2 separate regions of the Homo sapiens genome follow, and region 2 is linked to region 1. Evidence: read pairs that join two places in POLR2A ChIA-PET (ENCODE). Cell type or tissue: PC-9. All regions are shown on one strand. Each heading gives the region's core, and the rest is flanking DNA. Links, peaks and the distances in the headings are about the cores only.

Evidence for each region. ChIA-PET counts read pairs that join two places held together with the same protein. Peaks named below come from ENCODE experiments on the same cell type or tissue, not always from the same donor. Only the 100,000 strongest peaks of a DNase experiment are listed, where the experiment ranks them.
Region 2: POLR2A ChIA-PET joins it to region 1 with 22 read pairs; 2 of 35 experiments call an interaction of 5 or more read pairs at or near these places.

The regions. Positions count from the first base shown.
Region 1 is chr1:173,951,905-173,964,396 of GRCh38, forward strand. It overlaps RC3H1 (ring finger and CCCH-type domains 1), which reads right to left. Exons shown (of 20, transcript NM_172071.4): 11 at 12,069-12,283; 12 at 9,821-10,191; 13 at 9,173-9,340; 14 at 82-234. Among named protein-coding and RNA genes, the nearest start is that of SERPINC1, 41 kb to the left of the region's middle. In PC-9, for the core only: no CTCF peak of the experiment used is centred there; no DNase peak of the experiment used is centred there.
Region 2 is chr1:172,891,802-172,904,293 of GRCh38, forward strand. No RefSeq gene overlaps it. Among named protein-coding and RNA genes, the nearest start is that of TNFSF18, 150 kb to the right of the region's middle. In PC-9, for the core only: no CTCF peak of the experiment used is centred there; no DNase peak of the experiment used is centred there; H3K27ac peaks cover 1,062 bases.

The sequences.
Region 1 (12,492 bases), core at 5,538-9,537:
TTTGTGCCTAAATGGTAATGGGTAAAAATTTATTTGGTTTATCTTAATTTGTATTAATTATTGCTTAGCTATTACACATACCATCATTTCCACACTCCCTGCTGCCACAACATCTTTGGGTTTTGCATCTTTGGTTCCAATGTAGGAGCCGATGGTGTCACATGACCAGGGAGAGTATTGGCTATAATCATTTCCTTTGTATTTCCCAGCTACCTTCAAGTCTTCATCCAAAAACTACAGATGGAGAAAGAAAAAAAACAAAAAAAAAAAAAAGAGAAAGAAACAAAACAGGAAATGGGTCTATGAGTAACAAGACAGAGAAAGCAGGGAATTTCTTAGAACATCGTGCTGAAGCAACATAATGATGATTATTTGATTTTTAAGTGCCACAATAGAAGATTTTTGTAAACTACTATGAAAAATATAAAATAAGTGAAGAGTGATTTTTAGCTTTCAGGTTTTTTTTTTTTGTTTTTTTTTTTTACCTTAGCAGAAGGTAAAAAAAAAAAAAAAAAAAAGGTATTTCAATATCCTTCCAGGAATCAAACTAGGATTTTATGGGTTTGCTCATCCTTTTCTTCATTAGATCAGTAAACATTTAAGCATATATGTACCAAGCCATAGTTTTGCTAGACCCTCCTCAACGTTTCTTTCAATAAAATCAAGGTAAACAAGAACATTAAAAATTTTGATTTTTATAGTACATGATGATGTAGTAACTTTTTACTGAAATCTCTTTAATAGCAATAATTCATATCTTGAATAAATTCTGTTCCTTAGGTTGATTCAATGAGATGAAAAGGATGTCTAATTTTTATCTTCTCAAGGTAAGTTCTCCAGTCTAATAACAGAATAGCTATTCTAAGGCTAATGTATTTTCACTAAAATTGCAACATTCACATTTATAAAATGTTTTACATTTTCAAAGTGTTTTCATGTATACTACCTAATAAGCTCCTAAATCCATGATAGACAACACAGATGATATGACCAAGGCTATACCAGTATAGGGCAGTGCTAGGACTATAACTTTAATGTTTCTTTCATTTTATCACAAGACATACATACACTGATATCTAGGGGTATCAGTGTTCATTTGTATTGGTTCATTTAAGTGGATCTATGCCTCCCGCTATACTAAAAACATCTCTTTTCTGAGTCATCATTATTGGCCTTCTGCATTGACATAGGGTCTGCTGCTCACTAATATCACTCATTGTCAATCACTCTTCTGTCTCTATTATTCATAACCTCTTCCCTTTTCTTTGTCCTACTACTATTTAAAAAATTTTTATCCTTTTTTATTTTTCTTCTACTTACTAACTTTAGATAGAACAGCCAACTTTTAAACCACATGACCTACCAATTACAGTGCTCCTTTTTTTTGAGATGGTGTCTCGCTCTGTCACCCAGGCTGAAGTGCAGTGGCATGATCTCTGCTCACGCAACCTCTGCCTCCCAGGTTCAAGCCATTCTCCTGACTCAGCCTCCCAGGTATCTGGGATTACAGGTGCATACCTCTACACCCAGCTAATTTTGTATTTTTAGTAGAGAAGGGGTTTCACCATGTTGGCCAGGCTGGTCTGGAACACCTGACCTCAGGTGATCCACCCACCTCAGCCTCCCAAAGTGCTGGGATTACTGGCGTGAGCTACCATGCCTGGCCAAGAGTGCTCCTTTTTTAAATCTCTGTAGTGTATTATATGTAGCTATTTAAATGAATGAGATAAATTTATATACTGACATACAAAGACGGCCAGGAGAATGGATTAGGTAAAAACAAAAACAAAGGCAAGACAGACATAAAACCAAGATGTATTTACTAAATGATCCTATTAAAAAATAATAATGAGGCTGGGCAAGGTGGCTCACGCCTGCAATCCCAGCACTTTGGGAGGTCGAGGCGGGCAGACCACCTGAGGTCGGGAGTTCAAGACCAGCCTGGCCAAGGTGGTGAAACCCTATCTCTACTAAAAATACAAAAATTAGCTGGGCGTGTTGGTGCATGACTGTAGTCCCAGCTACTCGAGAGGTTGAGGCAGGAAAATTGCTTGAACCTGGGAGGCGGAGGTTGCAGGGAGCCAAGTTCATGCCACTGCACTCCAGCCTGGGCAACAGAGTGAGACTCCATCTCAAATAATAATAATAATAATAATACAGAGATCCAACAATCCCACTACTGGGCATTCATTCAAAGGAAAAGAAATCAGTATATGAAGGGATATCTGCACTCTCATGTTTTATTCCCAATAGCCAAGATATGGAATCAACCTAGGTATCCAGCAACAGATGAATTGATAAAGAAAATGTGGTATATATACAATGAAATACTATTCAGACATAAAAAAATAAATCCTGTCATTTGCAGCAACATAGATGAGCCTAGAGGACATCACATTAAGTGAAATTGGTCAGGCACAGAAAGACAAATATTTCATGTTCTCACTCAATGTGGGAGCTAAAAAGTTGAGTCACAGAAGTAGAGAGTGGAACTGTGGTTATGAGAGACTAGAAAGGGAATGGGGGGAGGGAAGGGGAGAGAGCTTGGTTAACAGATACAAAATTATAGCTACACAGGAGGAATTACTTCTAGCATTCTATAGCACTGCAGGGTGAGTACAGTTAATAATTTACTATATATTTTCTAAAAACTAGAAGAGAGGATTGTTTTTCCTGATTTGAAAAAATTATGTTTTTTTGAAGAAAACTTTTAACATCATAAACTGATCTTTATATACAATTTTATCCATTATTTCTATAGACCAATTCCATCCAGGTTTATTTACTTATTTACAAATGACATAAAAAATTTGGACGGGGCATGGTGGGTGGATTGCTTGAGCCCACGAGTTTGAGACCACCAGCCTGGGCAACACAGCAAGACCCTGTCTCTTTTTTAAGAAAACAGAAACATTTAAAATTTTCTACTTAGGATCTTGAAAGTCAAAATAAAATGGAAAGTATCTAGGATAGATTGACAAAAGAAAGGAATATCAACAAAATGATTTTCGATTTGAGGAAGAAAGAAACCACAATCTTAGGCTGGGTGTGGTGGCTCACACCTATAATCCCAGCACTTTGGGAGGCTGAGGCGGGCAGATCACGAGGTCAGGAGATCGAGACCATCCTGGCTAACACGGTGAAACCCTGTTCCTACTAAAAATACAAAAAATTAGCCAAGCGTGGTGGCGGGCGCCTGTAATCCCAGCTACTCGGGAGGCTGAGGCGGGAGAATCGCTTGAACCTGGGAGGCGGAGGTTGCAGTGAGCCGAGATCACGCCATTGCACTCCAGCCCAGACGACAGTGTGAAACTCTGTCACAAAAAAAAAAAAAAAAAAAGAGAAACCACAATCTTCATACAACAACAACAACAACAACAACAACAACATCACGTTTGCAGTAAGAGATGTTGGCTTTTTTTTTTTTTTTTGAGAAGGAGTCTTGCTCTGTCACCTAGGTTGGAGTGCAGTGGCGCGATCTCGGCTCACTGCAAGCTCTGCCTCCCAGGTTCACGTCATTCTCTCACCTCAGCCTCCCGAGGAGCTGGGACCGCAGATGCCCACCACCACGCCCGGCTAGTTTTGTTTTCGTATTTTTCGTAGAGACAGGGTTTCACTGTTAGCCAGGATGGTCTTGATCTCCTGACCTCATGATCTGCCCACTGTAGCCTCCCAAAGTGCTGGGATTACAGGTGTGAGCCACCGCGCCCGGCCAATTTATAAAGGAATCTTGAGATAAACACTATGTCAACAATGTTGTAGATACAAAAAGCAAGGACAACAGTAGATCTACCCAGCATTTTTCCTTGAAATAAAATCTGAAAATCATAAGGAGATATTTATTTAGCCCACAGGAAGAATGTTATTCCTACAATGTTACATAATACAAAAATTTACAATTAAATGTAACACTGCTCTCTTCTTCAAAGAAAAGTTGGATGACTGGCCAGGCGCAGTGGCTCATGCCTATAATCGCAACACTTTGGGAGGCCGAGGTGGCTAGATCATCTGAGGTTAGGAGATCAAGACCAGCCTGGCCAACATGGTGAAACCCTGCCTCTACTAAAAATACAAAAATTAGCCTGGCATGGTGGTGCATGCCTGTAATCCCAGCTACTCAGGAGGCTGAAGCAGGAGAATCACTTGAACCTGGGAGGTGGAGGTTGCAGTGAGCCGAGATCGTGCCACTGCACTCTAGCCTGGGCAACAGAGCAAGAGTCTGTCTCAAAAAAAAAAAAAAAGAAAAAAAAAAGAAAAGAAAATTTGGATGACTGTTCTGAATGACTTAAATGCTACCTACCTACCAGTCAAAGGGTGACCTGAAACTCTCTGGAAGCATCCTGCATTTCTGTAACCTTGACCTTCCAGCAGTGAGTATCACATACACAATTGTCCAAGGAAGAGAGGATTTTGAATGTTCCCAAAATAAATAAAAGATAAATGTTTGAGATGATATGCTAATTACCCTGCTTTCATCATTGCATATTGTATATATGTATTGAAATATCACTTTGGGAGGCCAAGGCAGGCGGATCACCTGAGGTCGGGAGTTTGAGACCAGCCTGATCAACATGGAGAAACCCCATCTCTACTAAAAATACAAAATTAGCTGGGCGTGGTGGTGCATGCCTATAATCCCAGCTCCTCGGGTGGCTGAGGCAGAAGAATCACTTGAACCCAGGAGGCGGAGTTTGCGGTGAGCCGAGATCGCGCCATTGCACTCCAGCCCGGGCAACAAGAGTGAAACTCCACCTCAAAAAATTAAAAAAAAAAAAAAAAAAAGAAAGAAAGAAATATCACTCTGTATCCCATAAACTTGTACAATTATAATGTGTCTACTAAAAAGATGTTAGTTCATGCACAGAAAGAAGGTGAAATATATATAAGAAGTTTAAATACATAATAAATGGTTATAGAAAATGAGATTTTCGAGAAACTTCTCTTTCTATATCATGTATTTCTATAATGTATGAATTTAGTACAACTATACACAGGTTGTTTTATTTATTTATTTTTAAATTTTTGTTGAGAACGAGTCTTGTTCTGTCATCCAGGCTGGAGTGCAGTGGTGCGATCTCGGCTCACTGCAACCTCCGCCTGCTGGGTTCAAGCAATTCTCCTGCCTCAGTCTCCCGAGTAGCTGGGATTACAGGCGCCCACCATCATGCCCGGCTAATTTTTGTATTCAGGTTGTTTATAATCAGAACTGAGGTTTAAATATATGTCTTTGCATCTCAGTAACTAAAATGATTCTAGATAATGTTCCTTAATACTCAGACATTATTATAATTTTTATTAGGAGTAAAAATAACAATAATAAATATGAATTATTTACTGAATGCCTGCTACATACCAGATGCCTTATGTTTCATCTTCACCACACCACTATGAGGTAGGCTTTATTATGTTTGATTTATAAATGAAGAAACGTGCACCTCAGGATTCAGGGAGGCTAAGTAATTTTAAAAAGATCACACAGTGAAGGACACAACTGAACCTCAAAGTTTAGAATGTTTGATACCAAAAACTGCTCAGTTTTTACAATGTCATATTGTTTTCCATATTTCTTATAAAACAATATGGCATAACAAAGTTCCAGGGTGTACTCTAATAAAGAATTTTTGAAAAAATATCACACCTGTTTTCTTCCCCCCCTCTAATTTTTCTGAGACAGGGTCTTTGTTACCCAGGCTGGAGTGCAGTAGCACAATCATAGCTCACTATAGCACGGACCTCCCAGGTTCAAGCGATCCTCTCGATCTTCCCACCTCAGCCTCCCAAGTAGCTGGGACTGTAGGCGTGTCCCACCACACCTAGCTCATTTTTATTTTTAAATCTGTAGGGATGGGGTCTCACTATGTTGCTCAGACTGGTCTTGAACTCCTGGGCTCAAGCAATCTTCCCACCTCAGCCTCCCAAAGTGTGGGATTACAGGTGTGAGCTAATGCACACCTGGCTGTTTTTACTTTACAAATAAAACTACATTAATAGAAGATGTTGTGACTTTACTAATAACCTACATTTTTGTGGAAAACTCATCCAAAGTGTTTAGATGAGAAAACTAGATATTGTGAACAACTTCTATTTAGTAGACTTCCTTCATATACCCAACAAGATACTATTTACTATGTGTGATGTACTTCTCAATTTTCATTTATTATTCATGATTTGTCAGTTAGCAATGTTTAGAATCATAATTCTATACATAAAGGATGCAAGACAAGTTCCTTACATAGTATCAACTGTAATCCTGAGAAACCTTACTTGATTATTAAAAAAAAAAATACAAACTATAAGCTAAAGCAGTATGTACAATCAACAAAACAAATACGATTACTTTAAAGTTGGATTTTTTGGGCAGGGCACAGTAGCTCACGCCTGTAATCCCAGCACTTTGGAAGGCCAAGACGGGCAGATCATTTGAGGTCAGGAGTTTGAGACCAGCCTGGCCAACATGGTGAAACCCCATCTTTACTAAAAATACAAAAAAATTAGCTGGGTGTGGTGGCACATGCCTATAATACCAGTTACTGGGGGAGGCTGAGGCAGGAGAATCGCTTGAACCCAGAAGGCAGAGGTTGCAGTGAGCCGAGATCGCACCACTGCACTCCAGCCTGGGCGACAGAGCAAGACTCTGTCTCACAAAACAAAAAAAAAAAAGTTGGCTTTTTGAAAGACAAATAAAATTGATAAATCCCTAGCAGGACTGACAAAAAAAAATTACCAATATAGAAATAGAAAAACGAACATCACTGTAGACCATCTAGACATTAAGATAATAAGACAACACTTATTCACTATAACTACTAGCATTGTCATACAGAAATACAAAGAAGTTGACTCCCCAAATTATGGTTATTGCCCTGTGATACATTAACCAGTTTTTTTTTTGAGCAATCTTATTTGACTGTTTTTTTTTTCTGATTTTCACTATCTATATTTACCTGTTTTTTCCTATTCATTAAACCAACTTTTCTGGCTGGTTTCCTCATTACTGAGTTAAATAAATCTTTGATATTCTTTCTTATTTAAAATAAATCTGAAACTAGGATTAGAGAAAACCTTCATAAATATGATAAAGATTTTCTACCAAGAAGCCTACAGCAAACATGATAATGGTAAATTATTATTAAAAGCTCCATTTACTCAAAGATTAGAAAGGAGTCAAGAATATGTGTTATCATCACTTCTATTCAGTATTATGCTGGAGTCCAAAATAATAAGACAAAGACAAAACAAAAGGATTAAAAAGGGGAAAAAGATTATTCAGAGGACATAATTGTGTGCACAGAAAATTCAAAAGAATCTACTAACATTATTATGATTAATAAAGAAATTTAGCAAGCCTGCTGAATAGAAGGGTCAATACATAAAAATCTATTTAATTTCTCTATATTAATAATAGAAAATAAAAATTTCCAAACAATTCTATTTAAAATAGTTTCAAAAAACATTGGTTATCGAGGAATAAAATTCAATGTAAGACGCGCAAGACACTGAAGTATGAAGTATAAAGAAAATCCAAATAAATGAAGGGGTATATCATGTTCATAGAGACTTGATATTAGAAAGATGTCACTTCTCAGCCAGGCGCGGTGGCTCATGCCTGTAATCCCAGCACTTTGGGAGGCCAAGACGGGCAGATCACCTGAGGTCAAGAGATCAAGACCATCTTGGCCAACATGGTGAAACCCCGTCTCTACTAAAATACAAAAAATTAGCCGGGCATGGTGGCTCATGCCTGTAGTCCCAGCTACTTGGGAGGCTGAGATAGGAGAATCACTTGAACCCAGGAGGCGGTGGTTGCAGTGAGCTGAGATCGCACCACTGCACTCCAGCCTGGCGAAAGAGCAACACTCTGTCTCAGAAAAAAGAAAGCTGTCACTTCTCATCATATTGATCTAAGACAACACTGTCTAGGCCCGGCGTGGTGTCTCATGCCTGTAATCCCAACACTTTGGGAAGCTGAGGTGGGAGGATCACCTGAGGTTAGCAGTTTGAGACCAGCCTGGCCAACATGGTGAAACCGTGTCTCTACTAAAAATACAAAAATTATAGTCGGGCGTGGTGGTGCGTGCCTGTAATCTCAGTTACTCAGGAGGCTGGGGCAGGAGAATCATTTGAACCCAGGAGGTGGAGGTTGCAGTGAGTTGAGATTGCACCACTGTACTCTGGCCTGGGCAACAGAATGAGACTCCGACTCAAAAAAAAAAAAAAAAAAAAAAAGATACAAAAATTAGCTAGGAATGGTGGTGTGCACCTGCAGTCCCAGCTACTTGGGAGGCTGAGGCATGAGAATTGCTTGAACCTGGGAAGCAGAGGCTGCAGTGAACCAAAAATGCGCCATTGCACTCCAGCCTGGGTGACAGAGTGAGACTCTGTCTCAAAAAAATAAATAAATAAAAATAAAGCAACACTGTCTAATAGAAATATGTGATCCACATATAAAATTAAAACATTTTGGTGGCCACATTAACAACAAAAACAGGTGAAATTAATTTTAATAATTTTATTTAATCCAATGTATCAAAAATATTAATGAATTTTACATTTTTGGTATGAAATCCTTGAATTCAGTGTGTATTTGATGACTATAGTACATCTGAACTTAAACTGGCCACATATTACATGTTCAACAGCCACATGTGGCTAGTGGCTACCATACTGGACAGCACAGATTTACAGATCTGATGTAATCCTAATCAAAATTGAAGCAGATATTTTTGTGGAAATCAACGTGCTGATTCTTGAAAAATAACAATACTAGAAAATATAACCACCACATATTGAGACTTATTATAAAACTATACGAAGAGAATGTGGCATCGGTTCAAGGATAGAAATAGACTGACGGAAAAGAATAGGGTCAGGAAACACATGTGTGGTCACCTGATTATGATAAAGCAGGACACCAGGGAAAGCATGCTGATTTCATTAAATTGTGCCGAGTCAGTGCCTTACAGGAACAAAAAAAAAGATCTTGACTCCTAATGCATTACATTACATACATACAAAAATCAGTTCTAGATGGATTGTAGAGTTAAATGATAAAAAACCTTTCAGAGGAAAACAGGAAAAAAAATCTTCACACCATTGGGAATAGGCAAAGATGACTTAAACCGGACACACACAAAAAAACACGGATAAATGAGACTAAAAATGATTTGCTTACTTCTTCCGGATGAAAGGTAGGAGGCAAGGTTGGTGAAGGTGCAAAAGGAGGTGGAGAGATAACCTTTCTTTCCTCTAGCTGGGCCATTATTTCCTTTCGTCGGCGATGTAGTTCATCTAGACTAGGATGAGGCTGGGGAGGAGGAGGAAGCCGGCTATAAGGAGGTTCCTAAAAATAGAAAGATTAGTTAAAATTGAAAGAGAATTTCAGGACAGATTAATTCATTTAATATACTCAGCGTATATTTTAAGTTATGAAACAGCTTGTATACCCTTCTTAACATTTGGAAACACCAACACTTAACAGAACAAAGTAAAACAAAACCCCCCAAACTCTCAAGATCTTCCAAATAGCTAAATTTAGGTTTCTTTTATTTGGTCATAATTACCAAGTAGATCTAGAATTGTTAATTAAACCATCTAAAGTTCAGAAACTAAGAAAGGTTAATTGTGGGGAGGAGGCAGATTTTTTTCTCATTATATAGTTTAAAAAAAAAAAATACCCAAATTATGAAAAGATTTAAAAAAAAAAGAAGCTCTCTTATAAAAAAGAATTCATCAAAGGGTTATTGTCATTGCATAAAAAGTAAGGAATCACAGCAAGCAACAGTCAAATTAAGTCTATGTAATAAAAAAAAATACAGCATACTCTGAGGTACGAAGGTCTGATCTGAGTTGGATGAGGAGCCACTGGATAGTAACTCTCGATCTGTTGGTATCTTTCTCTGGATTCTGGTACATACGATGGTACTGCTGCAGGTGGAATCTCAATGGGTATAGGGCTTTCTCGGAATATCTCTTCTCTTGTGTAAGACGGAGCAGGGTACACTCGACGGCCATCATAGTGAGATGGGTATATAGGTGGGTACTGCTGTGGCTGTGTGCCATACTGAGAGTTTACAACACGTTCTTGGAGGTAGGGTGGATAATGATCCAAGTAGGGAGGAGCAGGTTCAGGAGCAGATGGTGGAGGTCGGACAAAGCGGGACACACATTGTGGTGGTGGAGTATAATACATACCTGCACAATACAAAAGAGGACCCAAAAGCAAATAATGAGCCAATTTAGTTTTCTATGTAAGATTTTACCTTTTAAAATACTGAAACACTAAAGTATTGATAATCTACTTATTTCTTTACGAGTTTTCCATCTGCTTATATAATCAGGTTAGCTTTTTAAAAAATAAGCAAAAATTATCTGTAAAAGTCATTGAAAAAACTACCCTACTTATAATCTATAATAGTAGATTGGCTCTCATTGTTTGACCCTCTTTCTGGTGTGTCTTAATGCAATGAAGACACTGGAAAACAAAAAAACTACATTTCCCAGATATCCTTGAAGTCAGGTTCCACAAATCAATCACTTGCATGAGTTTTGAATTTGAAACTGAAATAACTGGGAGGAGACATGGAACACAAAAGGCCAATTTTGCTGGCGCAGATTAGTAGCTACTGCTTGGCTCTACAGTTCTTGAGACAACAGTTGTGGCAATAGTTTCTCAGTTTTCCAACTTTTGCCTCAAATGACGTGATCTTGGAATTAAGCAGTTAGGACAGAAGTTTCTACTTCTACTGCTTCTTCATTGTAACAAGTTCTCTTGGCAGCTAACTCTGGAGCACTGTTTGCTTCTTTAGTACCTCCACCAATATGGCAGGCACCTAACTCCTGCACTAAATCTCTTTCTGCTTAATATAGCTAAAATAATTTACCTAAAATTGAAAACAGGCTACAAAAAGAGTTGCATTTTTTCCTATAATGGATGGTCAAAGGAAGATACAAATCACGTTTTATCATATTTTGCATGAATTAGTAATGCCATATCAATTAAAAAACATTCTCATGAATGAATGTAGAGAAGACAACATGATTCAAAATTAAATGACAGACTCGGAAAAAGAAGACAGCACTTTTAATCTATTCCCATTTTAAAAATTATAGTACTATACTGCTTCTGACAGAGAGATCCAACACTTAAAATCATTCAGTGTTTATTTTACATATAAACTATATATGTAAAACGTTAGTTTATTTTCTTTCCTTCATTCTCCATACCTGGTATTATCATTAAAGCTGGCTAATTTTCAAATTTGTCTATTTTTGAAATCCCTTCTTCTCCTTTCCCACCACACTAATTCGTCAGTACTCACACCAGGATTAACAGCCTCCTAACTCAACTCTCATTTTTCCAATCCATTCATAACTTTTTTTTTTCTATTCCAAATACCTCTAGGGCATTTCTTCCATTAAGTCTTTTTGATTCCTCAAGTTCTCAATGATCTCCCTTGAGTCTTTCAGTCAATCTCTATCAAGCTAATATTAACCACAACAGATCACTTAATTTTTAACACATACATAAACACCACACACATGCATCTACTACTCATGCATATAGTTTTCTATTCTTTACCATTATTTATTCTATTCTGTAAACTCTCTAAAGGTGTGTATGCTGCATTTTTTCATATATATTACAGGGCCCAGAAAAATAATAATTAAAAGAAGAAAAATGTACTGTGGGTGTTTAATTTACACACACTATAATATTAATTCTTTTTTCATGCTTGAAGAAAATTTTGGTCAGGAGAATATATGCTGCCTTACTCAGCAAATTTCCATTGCCTACTTGTGTAACTTGTTATTTCCATAAATATTATATATGAACACATGTATTATGCAACTGCTTTTAGTAGATATGGCGGTTTGATTTTTATTACTTTGTTTCATTTATTTCATAGTATTTAGTTAATCATAAAATCTCAATTTTTCCAAAGTATTAAAAAATGCATTTATACATTTACTTATCTTAAAGAGGCTACTGTGTAAATGATCACTCTGACCTGAAGAACAGTTCTGATAATTCCTAAGAAAAGTTAGCAATATAAATTTAAAATCGTTACCCTGCTGATAAGGTGCTGGTTCAAATGGCGGAGCTGCTCCTCGAGGATCCTGATAATAAACATCCGTCTGTTGTGCTGGATATAACTGAGAACCTCGAGGTACCATCTGAAGTGGTTTGGTAACAGGCATTGGAGGCAGATCTGCTGGCCCCCTTGGAGGTATAGAATGTGGATTCACAGGTAAGGCAGAAATACTCTTAGGAACAGATTCTAGCCTAAGGGAATAATATTATGGAAGTTGTTTAAAAAATACTTCTCATGTGCATAAATTGTTACAAGTAAAAAAGATTGCTACAATTTGGGAAACTCACTTATTCTAATAGTCCTCCCTTCTACAAAATTTGCAATTTTTAAATCTTATTTCCCCTATGTTAATTGTTTCTTTTCTTTTTTTTTTGAGACAGAGTCTCGCTCTGTTGCTCTG
Region 2 (12,492 bases), core at 5,012-9,011, 1.1 Mb before region 1:
GATATTATTTCTTGCTTGAGTGGTAAAATAATGCCTTTCTGGACAAGATAGTATTTGGAAATTATGGAGGATTTAGGCATGAAGTAATCAGGCAGGGACAGCCTTTGGGAGAGAGTAGGAGAGTTGGAAAAGCATTGAGTATATTAAGGAAATGAAGATTTTTTCCAGTTTAGTTGGAATATAGTTGTGTGTAGGAGATTAACTCAAGATAAGGCTGGAAAGTAGAATCCTAAACTGTTAGAACTGGCAGATGCCCTAAACATCATGTAGTGTTGCTCCTTGTTTTACTGACAAAGAAAATGAGGCCCAGAGATGGAATGACTGGGCATGATTCCAGTGGGGCTTTGGGTGGCATCTTCAGGACTGAAACTCTGCTCTTCCAACTCCCAGGCTAAGGGTTTTCATATTACACTGGATCAGATCATGGAGAGCCATATATATCTAAACAATGATAAAGTACTAAAGGATTTTGAGATAGGAAGGAGAAACTGGATTTGAATTCTAACTTCTTAACCTGCTAGTTGTTTAATTTGGGGTGGCGGGGGGGATGGGGATTTTACCTAACTTCTTTAAACTCAGTATCTTCATCTGTAAAATAGGTATGATAAAATGCCTAACTTGTAAGATTGCCACGACAAGTCAGTAAGATGCTTTGCACATAGTAGATGCTAAATAAATAGTAAAATCAATTTTTTTTCTTCTCCTTCTCTTTTCCTGTCTTTATTTTTTTTGGGGGGCGGGGTAAGCTTTCCATTCTTTCCATTCCTCCTCTTTCTCTTTTTCTTCCTCTATCAAATGGAAAGGTGAGGAAAGGCAGACATTGGCCCATTCCACCCCCACCTGCAGTGTGCTCCTCCTGTCCAGGATCTGCATTTCTTGGCCTGAAGGTTTCTAAGCCTTTGGGAGGATGCTTTACCTAGGTTTGTGTCAGGACAGAAGTCCCAGAATGTCTATTCACCCCCTAGAAGAGCCCTCAAACAATGACGGAAGAAATTTGGTGTATACATTCCTCCCTGGACACACAGTAAGATTCCTCTGTGGCAGCTCCCAGGCTGGTTCCTGGGGCTTTCCACAGGATTACTCTTTGGTCTGCTCCATTGTAGTAACCCTTGGTTGCTCCCCTTTCCTGTCTCACTTCTCCACTCCCCTGATGACTTTCCAAATAAACTATCAGTATGTGAATCTTTGTCTCAGTGTCTTCTTTTAGGGGATCCCATGCTAAGAAGGAATGGGTTCATAAATGATGGAACCAGGCTCTAGAAAATCAGGGAGGAATGAAAATAGAAGCATATATTGAGGGACTACTCCAGGGGAAGAGGAAGGATGTTTCACAGAGTTGGAAAGAGCAGTCTATTGATGGCCAAGCTAGCTGCCTTGCCTATGTCATCCTGCCCTCTCTGAGTTTTTCTTTTTTCATTCCAGGCCTAACCAACATAATCTCAGAATTCTCATTATCAGGTCTACTGGAAAATCCTGTATGGCAAGGCTGTTGGGCTGTCCTTTCCTTTCCAAGGCTGATGATATCTCTGGCTTTCTTGATAGCTGACTGAGGAGGAGGAAGCCACCAGTGCTAACATGCACTGTGATTCTGGGAAGAAGGGTATTCCCAAAGCACAGAGACACCAATAACTGTCATTTTCAGAATTACTGTGATGGTGCTGGTGGTGAAGGTAACCCAGAATAGTTGCCTGCATATTTAAAGGACAATGAGGTTTCTGGAACCATGGAGATGGGCCTGGGCAGGAATAGTCTTTTTCCTGAAACGACATGAGCTTTGCCAACAAAAACACAGAACTCTGGTAGCTTAGCCTTATTCTTGCACCAAGGAGAGTAAGGCTGGTCTTTGGCTCTTTGCCTGCTGGTGTTTGGCTCCTTGCCTGTTGATGTATCCTTATCCTAATTAGACCTTCTTTATGCTACAAGGCAGAATCCCAGAGAGGAGGCTGTGCATGAGGTGGGGTTGGGGCTGAGTGGGGGGAAGGTGTCTTTAGTAGACTCCTGTGAAAATATCTTTAAAAGTCTAGAGAACAAGGAGAGTAAAGCTGACTAACATTCAAAAGGACCTCCTAGCATTCCAAGTAAACAGAAACATCCAGATTTCAGTAAAGATTAAGACGAGACTTTCTGATAAGATTTGATACGTCGAGATCACCTTTGTGGCCAGATAACAATAAAACTCTTTTCCTGCAGTAAACTAACTACCTAGGCTACACAAATAATGTGAGAAATAGTTTCCAAAAATAAATAAAAATACTAAAATATAAATTAACATTTACAAAGAACTGCAACCAAATGACCATTAAACAAATACTTTCTGAAGAAAAGATGTAAAATGAATCAAAACATAAAAATTATAAAACAGTCTTATGATCTTATGATATACATAAATTACCTTTATGTTTAAAAAATCAGTAACTGGAAAGTTGTTATTTTCTGCCAATTTGTGATTTTAACCAATTTGTTTTGGTTTGTAAAGAAAGGGGTGGAAGAATACATAGCAAACGGATAATACTGTCCACTTCAGGGAAAGGATCAGCAAGGGACACAATGTTTTATTCGCTTGTATTGGTTTTCAGCCAATTTATGATTTTAACCAATTTGAGCAATTCAGTTGGATGGAGAAATTTTAGCTGTAAAATCAATACGAGAAAGTTGTTCATTTTCCCCAATGCTGATACAAGATCAAAAGACTTTCACATGCATGATTTCCAAAATGACTCAGTGAAATATAGAAATAAGACCTTAGAGCTGATGATTGACTGGTAGAAGGGGGTTTTCATTCTCTTATCTGGTGTAGCATGCCTTTGGATGTCCCTGTGTTTTAGGGCAGTATAAACAGTATTAATACATGATGACTTGGCTGTTGAACAAAAAGGGCCTGAGATATGGGCAATTGTGTGGTGAGAGGTATTCTTCAAAGACAAGCTCTTCAAGATGATTTCCTGCAGAGAATCCTATCAAGCCTGAATGAACAATGCAAGGGGTGACTGTCTTACAAGCTTCAGCGCAAAACATTTTGGTACCACAGTCTGTGGGTTGTTCACCTGCAGGACAGTAGCAAGGTAAGTCATAATAAAGCACTCTAGTGAAAAAAGAAGTGTCCACACAAGCTGAAGAGCAGATATGGGGTGTGTCAACAACACTGTCATATGATATGTGTTCCAAATTTCTTTGGTGGAAACACAGATGCAAAGATATTAACCGAAAGAGAGAGAAAAAGAGAGAGAGCGCGAGAGAGCGCGAAAGCCAGCTGAAACATTTTTATAGATCATTATGATATTAATTCCCCAGACTCAATACCACCAAAACTAGAAAAGGAAACCTGATCAAATTCTTTGCAAATTCTGAGTCATGAAAAACTTGTGAATAGTACTGTACATTTCAGATTACTAAATTAGAGCTCATCGGAGGATTTATATGACTGGTTACTGGTGAAAAGATCAGAGAATGTCCTTTCATCCATCAGTACTAACTGAAAAGGGAGTCGATTTTTTATAAGCAAAGGCAACAGGCTGAGCCATGTGTATTTCCTGAGGTGTTGCTTTGACATTTGAAAGTGAAACTCGACACTAGAAGCTTAGATGCGTCCGGTGAAAAACAATCTGTGAGCTGTGAAACTGCAAAACAATTCTGTGGATCATTCAGTAAAGTCATTTCTTCCTTTGGTTTCCTTTAACAATAGTACTATGATATTGACAAACTTGCTCTATTTGGGTGTTTTCTTTCTATTTTCTATTCTTTTGAGTGTTAATGAATTAAGGTGTCCATGAAATTAAACTTTTGGTGATAGAAATATAATTATTATAACTTTTATATTTACTAAAACTCTCTGCTTAATAAAATTTATGAAGGTAATGTATGTTTGGTGTAAGTCAAACAAATACAAGTGAATAAAATATTGTCTCCCTTGCTGATCCTTTCCCTGAAGTGGACAATATTATCAGTTTGCTATGTATCCTTCCACACTTATATTTATGTCTATAAAATGTATGTGGATTAATTTGCAAAAATGGCGAAGCATTCTTCTCATCCCTGTAGCATCTCCTTTTTGTAGTGCAGCTTTACTGCTCCTCCCACCAAGGAGTGGAGTCTATTTCTTCACCTTTTGAACTTGGGCTTGGCAGGGATGAATTCCTTTATATCACTGGGACATGACAAACAAAAATGATGACAAATGTGACATTGGGACAACAAATATGATGAAAACCACTTGCCTTGGGGCTTGTCATAATCACCATGGGAATTCTATTGTATCCATAGTTATGCATACAGCCCTCTAAATCATGAAACACAGTAATGTGTTTAAAAAGATTTCTGAAGTCATTGGTTTGAAGGAATAGATCTTGTAACAAGTGTTGTGGGATCTTGGGATATATATGCAATAAAATCTCTGAAATCTTTAGCTATTCACCTGTAAATATATGCTTTATTTTTAAGAGGACAAGAATTGTTATATGAGTCATGTAAGAATATATGATCCCTTTCCTTTAAAGGCTTTTGAATATAGCTGAAAAGATGAAGGTATTACAACACTCGCTTTTCATGTTTTTATACTCTATTCTCCATTTCAGCCAGTGCTCCATTCCCACAAATTTCCAAGTTTCCCATGCTTGCTTCGTCTTCTCATCTTGTAGGGACCATATAGGAGAGTGATGTGATAAATTAATTTACACTAACATGACAGGATTTTATTGGTTATTCTTTTGATGTGTATAATTGCCTTTTAAAAGAAACCTGGAGAGAGACTAACTAGAGCTTAATTGAAAGGCATGAAGTGATAATGATGGAATTTTAGGCCATAAATATCTGAATGTTGAAAGTTTACACCCAATTTCTTCCACCTGTCAGCCTGCCCTTAATACCTTCTTAGATAAAACAGTATTATTCCTTACTCCAGGATTAAATTATATGTAATTTGAGATACAATTTTTTTTATTTTATTAACAGAGGTGATACAAGAGTAGAAGAAATTGTAGTAACATATTTATAATCAGAACTAGGAATATTGACCACTAATGTAGTCAAAATAATTTTTTCATAACTGTCAGGAGAGGGAAAAACCAACATGTGCCTCAACACAAATACTATATACAAATAGTTTAGTATATTGAAGCACTAGAACCAATCAGATCATTTTTCAAGATGTATGCAAAAATTACAATAGCATCAGCTTATTAGTAACAACATTCACAAGACGGTTACTTCACTGCAACTCACCTTAAGCATGGTCAGCTATTATACATGTATAGATGCTTAGGGACCAGTAGTGTTATAGCTAGATAAGATGATTGATTAATTGATTGACCGATACATAGAGAGATAAATAGGACAGAGACTACAGTGAGCTTTATGTATATTCCACTTAAGCCATATAGTCCAATGACCATACATTGGACCTTGATATCACCCACCTGAAATCTCTCCTGAAATCTTTATTTTTCTTTTTTTAATTTTTGTGGGTATATAGTAGGTGTATATATTTATGCAGTATATGAGATATTTTGATATAGGTGTAGAATGCATATTAATCACATTAGGGTAAATGGGGTATCCATCAGCTGAAGCATTTCTCCTTTCTTTGTGTTACAAACAATCGAATTATACTCTTAGTTTTTTAAAAATGTACAATGAATTATTGTTGAATGTAGTCATCCTGCTTTCCTATTAAATACTAGATCTTGCTTATTCTATCTAATTATCTTTTTGTACCCATTAACCATCCCTACTTCCCCCACCCATGAAATCTTAAATTCAAGCATTCTGCTCTCTGATCATAGACTGTAGTCCTTCAATCCTGTCACTCTGTTACTTCTGCTATTCTCATATCTTATCAAAACTGCTAGTCTTTTTTTTTTTTTTTTTTTTAGTAGAAACAGGGTTTCACCATGTTGGCCAGGATGGTCTCGATCTCCTGACCTCATGATCTGCCCACCTTGGCCTCCCAAAGTGCTGGGATTACAGGTGTCAGCCACCATGCCTGCCCAAGACTGCTAGTCTTTTGATCCCTCCTGGTCACCAAGTATTTAGCCTCTTCCTGTCCTTCCTGTCTTTCTCTATTCAGCCTAAACTACATGATTCATTACTTGCCTATTGACCTTCCACCACGCCAGCCTGAAAAGATTCAAACTATTTAAAATATGTATTGTTTCGGTCCAACTCTTTTCTCTCTATACTTTGGGGCCATTATAGGGTCTTCAACCTTAACTTGGCCCTCATTGCTGCTCAACAGTCAAATATTTCATCAGTTCTAGCTCCCATTTCCAATAGCAGCTATTTCAGAGCTCATGCACTCTCCATAAGCCTCTTATCTGAAAGAATTCTCCCACAATCTCAACAAAGAACCTCTCTCACCTTTTACTTTACCAAAAAAGTAGTCTTCAGGTAGGAACTTCTTATCTTCATGAAACCCCACCTGCAATCTTACTGTATATATTTTTGCCTTCGTCCTTTGGAATCCAGTGAAAGACATATTCCTCTTTGTGTTTTCACCTGTGTTCTCCATTCTGTTCTATTCCTGCCTCTTCAGGAAACTTGTATCATCAAAAATTACACTTCCTTAGCCTTATCTTGGTTCCTATCATGGTTCTTGAAGTACCTCCAAGGAGCTCAGGTCTTCTAAAACATCTTTTAAAAATTATGGAATTTTGTAAATGAATGTTTGAATCTATTCTTGTAAAGCTAGGTTGGGTCCAAAAGAGGCCTAAGCCATGCATACAAACCCCTTATATCTCATTAGCTTTATTTATTTTATAGTCATAGGCTACATCATTAAACCCAGGTTTTTATGAATAAAATTGGAACCAAAGTAATAGAACTACAGGAGGCAGCCAGCTCAACATAAACCAATAGTAATCCAATTATGAAAAACCTCATGTTCTTTGTAGGTGGACAGAATATTTCAACTATTTATAAAATACTTTTGGAGTGCCTAAAATGATTTACGCTTTAAAGATATCATGATAAAGAGGGAAGATAATGTGTTTTATCTTCTATTCCTCTGGTGTAAGAAGTCTGTTTTTGTAATATGTTTTAATATTATGTCCAAGCACCAAAGTTTCAGTAAGTCTATATTTTTATCTCTTTGGTAACACCTACACTTAAATGTCTACATTTTCCACATTTTCTGTGGATTCTTTATTCACCTCTTTTATCAGTGACACCACTTCCTTTGAAACCCCCTCAAGTAGAAGCACTCATTCCATCACAGCTCCTTCTTTTGAGTCTGGGAGGTTGGGCCTGCACTCTTTGCCCACCCACACATTCTTTCTGACTACGCTCTTAGCTTGACAGCCTTTATCTTACTGACAGTCATGCCTTCTAACCTACCAGCCTTTTCTCATCAGCTTCACATAGCAGCGGTTTCGTACCCTATGAGATGTAATATATGATTATTAGCAATAGAATGTTCTCCATTTCCTCACCCTCTTTTTTGTCATTTTCCCAATCAAAATTTACTCCCCAGAACAGATGTAGAATCTAATTACTGGTCCACACTGGGTCCTCAACATTCTATCTTATTCTTTATCCTGATGGTTTATCTAGTGCCATCACAGTTACTTCATCTTTCTTCTACAATTATCCCTTCCTGTCCATTTCAGCAACACCCTTATTTTTATACCTGTCCTGGACTTGGTCAGTACCTGGAAAAGTGTGCCCTTTGGAGTCTTTAACTCTGAAATGTTCCTTTTGGCCACAACTTTTTATTCTTCTATATTTCTCTCTCCCTGGCACCCACTAAACCCTGTGCCTGAAATCATTTTGAATTCTAGCTTCTTTGATCTAGTTTATTAGGTTTATTTTCCCAGGTCCCTCACTGACTCCCCTTGCCTTAACTTTCAAATACACTATCTCCATATCCTGCAATTTTTCTCATCTCCTTATTACTCTGCCAAATGAAAGCATCCAGATTATAACTTAATATTCTGATTATTCTATTTTTGATTTGGGTTTCCTATAACCTTCTGTAAAAAAGTTCATGATGCTGATGATAAATTTAATTACAAATGTATTATCTCTAATTTCAGTCAACCTTTCTCAACCATTCCTTTATTCTTTCCATCAGTGTCTGTTTTTATTCCCCACCAAACTTTTCTGATTTTTTGTTTGTTTGTTTGTTTTTTGTTTTGTTTTGTTTTTGAGACGGAGTTTTGCTCTTGTTGCCCAGGCTGGAGTGCAATGAATGGTGCAATCTCAGCTCACCACAACCTCCACCTCCTAGGTTCAAGCGATTCTCCTGCCTCAGCCTCTCAAGTAACTGGGATTACAGGTATGTGCCACCACATGGCTAATTTTGTACATATATATATATATATATATATATATATATATATTTTTTTTTTTTTTTTTTTTTTTTTTTTTTTAAGTAGAGATGGCATTTCTCCATGTTGGTCAGGCTGGTCTCAAACTCCCAACCTCAGGTGATCCACCCACCTCGGCCTTCAGCAGATGACCCAGTTCTTATTTTATAGAGAAAGGAAATACTATCAAGTAAAACTGCTCTCATATCATACATATACTGTATCTTCACCCATTTTTTTTCTCCTCCCAAAGTGGAAAAAATATTTTTTTCTGAATTGCTAGGTTAATGCTTCTGCTTATGTTTTTGGACACATCTCCTCTTGAATCCTCAGGGATTTTGCCTTATTAATCAGTTTCATTCTTTGTTTCTCCATTTTTTTTTTTTTTGTCTTTTTCTGCCTGGGTTTCAAACACTTAGCCACAGGCATGTTTATGATTTCCCCTTTCTGAAAAACTCTGCACTGCCCAACTTCCTTCTCTTTACCACCCCGTTTAATAAAATAATGTCTTACCACCTCCACTCCTCTACCTTTTACGCATTATTGTCCACTAAATTTGACTTCTGCCCTTTATGTTCTGGCCTCCACAAAGGTCACCAGTGAAAAAAATCCTGTCTCCCAAATCTAATGACTTCTTTGCTGTTCTTATTTTTCTTACCATTTCTTTGAAACTTGCATGGTATTTAACAATATTGACCACTTCTTCTTTCTTGAAACTTGCTCCCCCTTCTACTTCAAGACAGAATCTATTCTCTTCTTATTCTCCTCCTATATCCTTTACCCATTCTTTCAATTGCTTCTACTTTTCTCTTAATTGTTGTTTATCAGCACTCCAACTTCTGTTGTCTTCTTGCTCTTCACTCTTTTTCTGAGTGTTTGTGCTAATTATCTCTTCATTTCTCATCTCTATGCCCTAAAAATCTGCCTTTTACCTTTATCCTGGAGTTCTTTTGAGCTATGCATCCATATTTCTAACCACTCCTAGACCTCTCTCCCTGTTGTCCTGCTCCTGCAGATAGACATACCCCAGTTCTAATGCAGAACTTATCTATTCTTCTCTGCTTCTCCCTACAACTCAACTCCCCAGTGAAACCAGAAAAGTCCTGGTTCTCTTATTGCATTCTCTTTCTCTATTACTATTCCCCCATTTCCTCCATCATCCAAGTTGGAAATCTTGGAATTACCTTGATGACTTCTCCTCCTTCAGTTGGGCAGGTCTGCTCAATTCTACCGCCAAAACATTTTTTCATTTGACATGGCTCTCTACTTCCCCTCTGATCCTCCTCATCAAGTCATCCCCCAGCTCTCTCACAGGCTTGTAGGTGGCATCTGTGAGTCCTGGCTGTCTTCACTCTAGAGCTCCCTCACTCCTACCCTCAAGTTATACTTCTCCACAGCACGACCCAAACAATGCTCAGTTACTGTGTGCTGGAGGAAAATTTTAACTGAATAGGAAGACTTACTTTCTTCCATTAATAAATAAGTTACTGATGTGCAGGTGGCACATGGTTTTATTGAAATTATAACTTTTCAAATATTTTTAGACTTCTAGAATTAATGGAGCATTCATTACTTTAATGTCCACAAGTGTAAAATAAAGGTACTTTAATATGAGTAAATTAAATTCTAAATTAAATTCTAAAATCATCTTCAATTCTGATTGATCATGATCATTTATCAGTCCTTTCTTCCATCAGAATTTTCCCAGTCACTTTTAAGAAAGGAAGGAAAAGCAAGAGAAACGTACCAACCGCAAACTAGATCAAGGATGAAGAGCTAACTCTTCTGAATTATCTGTCTTGAAAAGCTTGAAGATATCGCAACATTCTTACTTGTTCTTCCCTTCTTATTGTAGAGACTTGGAATTGTGTCCTTGGTTATAAAAACCTTGGAGAGTAAAGTGTAAATTAATTTAAAAATGAATTCTAGTCAATTTTGCTACTGATTAAATTCTAATTGAGACAAAGTGTTGAGCAAGTGGCTAAATAAGTAAGTCAAAGGACTTGGTGGTTTAAGTAGATGCTAATTATATAAGAATCATTCACTATTAGTGTCAATGATTAAGAGTTAACAGTGGTGCTTCTAAGTTTTGACTTTGATAGGTAGTCTGAATAATAAATCAAAGCACTAGAGTTATTGTAGTGGCGGCAAATTTTTCTAAAAGTATATTTTAGATGTCAAAAAACCCTGAATGTTTAACAACAAATTAATTAATTATGGAATCAATAAAATTCAATGTTTTTGACTTTGAATTTTCTATGGAATCAGGTTAACAGTCAGCACTCTATACTATTGCATCATCTTAGATCACAATAAAATTGAGGCAAAGAACATAGTGAAAGGTGAGTTTTATTTTGAATGAGGATATTTAACATCTAGACTTGGAACTGACTATATCAACTTGGTTATGTTCATTAATGCATGTATGTTGATGTATGGATCACTAATTTGAGATAAGTATATCTCAAATTAGTGAATGCGAAAGTGATATAAAATGATTTTTAAAATACAAATCAGTGTTTCCGTAATGCTCTGAGTTTTTGAACTGGTCCTGTAGAATGTTAACGTAGATAGTTAGCATCTTTTCTATATTTTATGTTCACTATTCTTCAACTTAGAAGGAAAATAATTGTGGACAGTTTATAAATTACTAGCAGTATGCTGAGCTCAAAAATTACGTTATTCAGTTTCTCTTCTATTAAAAGTAAATGTCATGATGCAGTACTGACCTTATAGAAGACTTGAAAATACTGTCCCTGTGGTAAACTTAAACAAACCTCTGTTGTTTCAGATAAGTTTCAGAATGTATCTTAGCTAGTTTTAAGATCCCATGACTAACACTGTTATGAATATATGTCTACCAGTGACATTGTTAGTCACTGAGTCTTTGGATGTGTAATGAAGAAATACATACAGCAGCTGAAGAATTTTTATGAAGCCAATTGTGGTAATACAAAGCTTTTTCATGGTTTAACATTTTGTATGTGCTTCTCCTAATTATTCAGCAGACTCGGCTACTGCAAATGCCAGGTCATTTTCTGACTGTGTAGCTTGGTTTTTATTAGATAATGGAGCAGAATAACATAGATTATATTTCATTACAAGCAAGATGGCAGCCAGCCACTCTAGAAAATGACTATATTATACAAGAAATTTTTATGTGATTCATTCTAGACAAAACTATCTAAAGATCCTTCCCACTTAAGTCTTCCAAGGTCATGTAGCAATGTCTGAGCTTTGGAAGTTAACACAAGTTCACTGGCTCAGAACCTAAATAAATCCAACCCAGACTCAAAAATGTTGGTTGGTGGAGTAATATTTGAAATGGAATTGAAACTTGATTTGCAGTTTTGTAATATGTAATATGTTGTACAAATATATGTAATACATATGTTTATAATATATCCTTCCTTAAGGGCCACTACCTTCTCGTCCAACTGTGACATTCAGCTGACACTAGCAAGTAGTTTCAGCAAGAGAATATACTATAAGTAATGTATGAAGAGAATGTATAAAAGTCTTAAAGACTAACTAGAATAATTATATCAGCCCATGAAAGCATTAGTGTTTCTAATTAAACTTCTGAAGATCTCATCATACATTCCTAGGAAGTGAGTGTTAAGGGCAGGTCAAAGTATACATACCCCTTATTAGAGAGGAATGCTTCTTCCATGGCCATTGATAAATAAACATTGTTTCCCTACATGGAGTTCTTCAATTTCACTGTTGTGGTTTTCATAAAAACCCTGGAGGATTATTATCTTCCTTTCCCAATCCTTTAAGTTTGAATACCTTCATCTCCAATCAGGGAAAATTTATTTATTAAAACTGAAATAGGGAGCAAGAAATCTAGTCACAACAAGTCTGTCTGTAGTAGAGAAAAATCTGCAGGGAAATTCACCATTAATTTTTAGGCTAGTCAAGTCATAACTCTAGTAACCCATGGGAATTCCATTACTGCTCTTTAGAAGTTTTTACCCAGCCTAAGCACATGTCTGCATTCAGAGTTGGTAGTCTTGGTTTTCTTCTTCTTAAATGTCACTCCAATTTTTTTTTCCTAAATGAGCCGGGGGTCATATCCTTTGTGTTACCTTAAAGCATATTTATTCCTTTTCTTTCTGAAATGTTGGCCAGATGACAAGTGAGACAATGAAGTGTCATTCAAACTTCCTGACCTGGAGTAGGTTTCTCCTTT